Regions from separate parts of the Homo sapiens genome. Here region 1 is linked to region 2. Evidence: chromatin loops called from intact Hi-C (ENCODE). Cell type or tissue: heart left ventricle. All regions are shown on one strand.

Region 1 (2,500 bases), 60 kb after region 2:
TAGATTATTTTATATTGGATATTCTTTTGTTATGCTGAATAGTTTTATAATCAATATTATTCTTCTAAGACTACCACTGATCAGTTTTTAATAATTATATAAAAACTAGTAGAATAAACACAATAAGATTCACTATAGATTTTGGCTGTACCTTTCTCCACCTCCGTTTTCACAGTGTATAAATTAACAATGAACAAAATGGTTTCATGATTGGGGAGAAGTTGTAGGGTTGATGGTAGGGGAAATTGAGTCATACAGGGTTGAAATAATTTGACCAGACTCATACCAAACATATAAATGAAGGGAGGGCCATGAGCATTTGCTAGTTGATTCTGTACTCTTGCCATAGCCCGGAATCTTTCCAACTGTCTTTCAATCTGGGCTGGCAATAGCGATGAAGCCCATTTCCTGTCTCTGCCAGAGATCGCCTTATGGGTGAGGTAGAGGAAGACTACAGCCATGCGGTTCCCTCAGGATGCTGGTTTTTCTTGGGAGCTACTTTTCTTTCCTGAACATGTTCATGGCACCCTTTTTGGAGAACTGGAGAGCATGAGTTTGTATGATTACAGCCTGGTTTGACTAAGCCTTTTCCTTGAAGTTAACCATGCCAGCACCCCCAGCCCCATCCCGAAGAATGAATCCAAGCTTCTCAGGGGCAATTTTCACCTTGTTCCCACAAAACTTAAATGCGTGAGGCTTTTTGAGGGTCACAATAACATAGGAAAGCACATCACTGGAACTTGGAATCACGCAGACTTGAATTTGATTCTTGCCTCTGCCATCTACTGCTTTGGACTTGCCTGGCTTTGTTTTCTTATCTGTAAAACAGAGACAGGAATGTCCACTGCCCACTTCACAGAGTGAGAGGGTAATGAATAGCACATAGCCTGGTCTGTGGCATTTATTTGTTGCTTAATACAGGTTTGTGTACTTTCCTTAAAAGCCCTTGAATGATATATAACTTTATAGGGATAGGATAACAGAGTTTGGACATATTTGTAGAAGGAAATGACTTTAAACATCTTGACAATTATGTGAGTGAGAGATTATTTGCAGTTTGCTAACATTTCCTAAAGCTGTGGTGTGTGAGATACAGTAACACACACATTTTTTTTTAAAAGCAACCAAAGCAAAGGAATTTTAACTAACTGTAGTCTATCAAGGCAGCATGGTTTTGAAGGAGCAAGGCTGGCTGTAACAATTATTGTGGTGACATTTTGATAAATAAATCCTTAGAGGGGAGTGTTTCTGAGGGTTGAGCTGCCTCTTCTTCTAAAGGTGGTGTTAGCAGTGTCATCTCCAGCCTTTCTGAAGAGAGACCTAATAAGAGAAAGGGAGTTAGTTGCCAAGTGTCTGCTCTGTCCATAAAGAGTTAGAAAATTTGTAGTTCAGTGAGAGGAGACTGGAACCTGTCGGAGGCAGGAGACCCAGTATAGTCAGCCCCACCTCTGCTAAGCACTGCCCCAAGATGAGAGCTGACTTTGAAACATTCCCAGGTGACAGACTCAGCCACAGGGCATTTTTTTTTTAAAGTGAATCCTAGTCTACTTTTTTGTCTTTGTTGTGAGAGATTTCTAACCCTAAAGAATTCAGGAATTTAAAAAAATAGTGATAGTTGATGACATGGCAAATGCCTGAAGTAGGCTCATATTTAGAGAAGAAGAAATTCCAATGGGATGTACCAATGTATGCTGGGCTGAGACTGTTTAATGCAAATACTTCAGCAGCAGGTTTCTGGGTAGATTTTTATTTTGACTTTCCCAGCTGTCCCTTCACCTTCACCCTTTTTGGTTCCCTTCCCCAGGTATAACTAGTTAAAGGTCATGTTTTTTTTTCCTTTTGGGCATAGACTAGCCTTAGCATCTCTGAATATAAATCATCTTTGATAATGTCTCAGCTGTCAGGAGAAACTTGCTTAAGGGGTGATGATTTGTGATGATGTTAAAGTTCTCCGGTTTGTCTGTGGACTGTGGAACTAGATTCCTCCCCTACCTGCCCTTGTGAATGTAGCAGTAAACATTATACAGATAGTGCTTATACATTGCTGGTGGGAATGGAGATTAGTTCAGCCACTGTGGAAAGCAGTTTGGAGATTTCTCAAAGAGCTTGAAAGAGAATTACCATTTGACCCAGCAATCCCATTACTGCGTATATACCCAAAGGAATATAAATCATTCTACTAAAAAGACACATGCACACGTGTGTTCATCACAGTACTATTCGCAATAGCAAAGACATGGAATCAACCTAAATGCCCATCAGTGGTACCCTAGATAAAGAAAGTGTGGTACATATACACCATGGACTCCTATGCAGCCATAAAAACGACAAGATCATGTTCTTTGCAGCAACATGGATGGACCTGGAGGCCATCATCCTAAGCGAATTAATGCAAGAACAGAAAAACCAAATACTGCATGTTCTCCCCTCTAAATGAGAGCTAAACATTGAGTAAACATGGACACAAAGAGGGGAACAATAGACACTTAGGCCTACTTGA
Region 2 (2,500 bases):
TACAAATCTTCATTTTTTTTCTTTTTAATGTTAAGATAATGTTAACTTTCCTTTGAAGCTCGCCAGCTTATTTATGGAATCTTTCTTTAGCTCTTAACGTCTATGCAATTAACCTCTTTTCCGTCTTTCTTGTCTTATTTATTCTAATACCAGCCTTGATTCTGGAAGTTTTACTCACTTTTAAATCTTTTGTAAAATAAATGGGTGTTGTATTGATATACCTAGTTAGAGAGCAGAGCAGTAGTGGTGGTAGGCAATGATAAAATAGTAAATTCTGTACCTAAGATTTCTCAGGCTGTTACATCTCATTGCAAAGTTCTCTGGAACTGCCAGTGAAGAGTCCAGTTGGATCATTCTTCTTATGACCTGGGTCTTCATATCTGTTGGGCTTAAGCCTACACTACCATTTTTTTTTTTTTTTTTTTTCCTTTTGAGACGGAGTCTCGCTGTGATCTCGGCTCACTGCAGGCTCCGCCCCACGGGTTCACGCCATTCTCCTGCCTCAGCCTCCCGAGTAGCTGGGACTACAGGCGCCCGCCACCTCGCCCGGTTAATTTTTTGTATTTTTAGTAGAGACGGGGTTTCACCGTGTTAGCCAGGATGGTCTCCATCTCCTGACCTCGTGATCCGCCCGCCTCGGCCTCCCAAAGTGCTGGGATTACAGGCGTGAGCCACCGCGCCTGGCCTGCACTAACTTTTTAGTAGTTGTGTCACATTGTCGGTGTTTACTGAGTTTTCAGAAATCTAACCCTCCATAATAGGGATAATAATAAGAGTTAACAGAGACCACATGCTTTCTGCATAAACCGGCACATTACATGTATCAGTCGTAAAGCATAATATTATATAAAGGATGAAATAAAGGCCCAAAGTGGTTATGTAAATTGTCTAAGGTCATACAATTAGGGAGAGTTGAGGCAAATGGTTCTTTTTTTCCTACAAAGACTTTTGAGTAGTATTTCCCTCATCTTACATTTGAATATTGCTGATTTCAGATACCTACTCATATGGTATTCCAACCATGTTAGTTTCAACCCATTCTTTAAGGTTGATTTACCAGCTATGAATCCATCTAATCATGTGCTCATTCTGCTCATATTTCTACACTGTCCATACGAATTTAATGCAACTGAAATCAAGAGCGAGACACTATATTAGATCCTGTGCAGATGACAAGAAGAACAAAACACTTTTTTTGGTGTGGTTTCTTCTTGTGGTTGCCTGTCTGGGAGGAGGGAACAAACAAATATACAGATCATTATGTATAAACCATGATGAATTTTCTCTCCAATATATACAGACCAAGAGAAATTTGAACTGGGAAGAAATAGATCTTGTTTGGGGAAATAGGAAGTCTGTATCTTAATGGCAGTGTGCAAGCTGAACCTTAAAAGGGATGTGGAAGGCTGTGCAGGCCATGAGATTGTCAGCTGAGTGCGTGGAGCGGGACTGGTGCAGGCTGTGTGTGTGGAACAGTAAGTTATTGGCTATCACCACAGCATGGATGCTTTGGAGAGTGCAGTACACAATAATATTGGAGAGTTGGGTTTAAAACTTGGACTTGGCCATGCTAACAACAGTGTACTGGTTAGGAGCATGGACTCTGGAGCCAGACTACGCGAGTTTAAATCCTGCTGTGCCACTTACTAGCTGTGTAATCTTAGGTACCTTAGGTAATTTACTAAAACCTGTGCCTCAGCTTATCTGTCTGCAAAATGAAGTTAAAATATCAACTGCCTCTTAAGATTTTTGTGAGGGTTTACTGGATTAATATTTGTTAAGCACTTGCACAGTGCCTGGCATATGGTAAGTGCTAAGTGCTTGTTAAGGAGAAGATAGATTTTTGTCTTTGGGAGAGGAAAGTGATGTGACAAAAGTTGGAAATCAAAGCAGTCATGGCAGGGGTAGTGCACATAGTGGATTAGTAAGAGGCTGTGTGTGTACTAGGGGTTTGGGGTGAGGCAAGGGTTGTAGTGAAAGCAATCGGGAAGCCAATGGAATGGGCAGGATGTAAAAGAGAATAGTGACAGGGCCACTTTCATTCGGGATTCCATTAACTTTCACGTCACTAATTGGTTTTCCTTTTTGGCTGGTCACAAGCTCTCTTTTTGCTCCCTTCTGCCTTTTGAAAAAAGTAATCTGCAGAGCAAGCCAATAATAATCTGCAAAGCAAGCCAAAAAGTAATCTGCAAAGCAAGGATCTTTCAGATGCTGTGCAATAGGCATGGTAAGACATGTTGTTGAAAATTTGGATAGATAATGACTCTTTATCGTGACTACATTTTACTTCTGTAATCTGAGGAAAGCATACAATTCATTGCTTTCTCTGTAGGTGTGGTTAATAAACACACACACACATACACACAATGACAACAACAACAACAAACCCAACCCGTTGGATATCTTATCAGCAGCCCTATTGCTATATAAAAATTTTTAGCTGCTACTGACCAATCAATATAAACCTGATAATCAAGCCAGAAGTTCTCCAAATATGTTA

The links. A loop is a pair of places that touch in the nucleus more often than their neighbours do. Peaks named below come from ENCODE experiments on the same cell type or tissue, not always from the same donor. Only the 100,000 strongest peaks of a DNase experiment are listed, where the experiment ranks them.
Region 1: it touches region 2 in a loop (2.2-fold over the local background); 5 of 110 quality-filtered maps call a loop at or near these places.

What each region holds. Positions count from the first base shown.
Region 1 is chr13:39,460,999-39,463,498 of GRCh38, reverse strand. All of the region lies in intron 2 of LHFPL6 (LHFPL tetraspan subfamily member 6), which reads left to right. Among named protein-coding and RNA genes, the nearest start is that of LHFPL6, 140 kb to the left of the region's middle. In heart left ventricle, no CTCF peak of the experiment used is centred here; no DNase peak of the experiment used is centred here; H3K4me3 peaks cover 520 bases; H3K27ac peaks cover 1,661 bases.
Region 2 is chr13:39,521,474-39,523,973 of GRCh38, reverse strand. The region is part of intron 2 of LHFPL6 (LHFPL tetraspan subfamily member 6); the gene reads left to right. Among named protein-coding and RNA genes, the nearest start is that of LHFPL6, 80 kb to the left of the region's middle. In heart left ventricle, no CTCF peak of the experiment used is centred here; no DNase peak of the experiment used is centred here.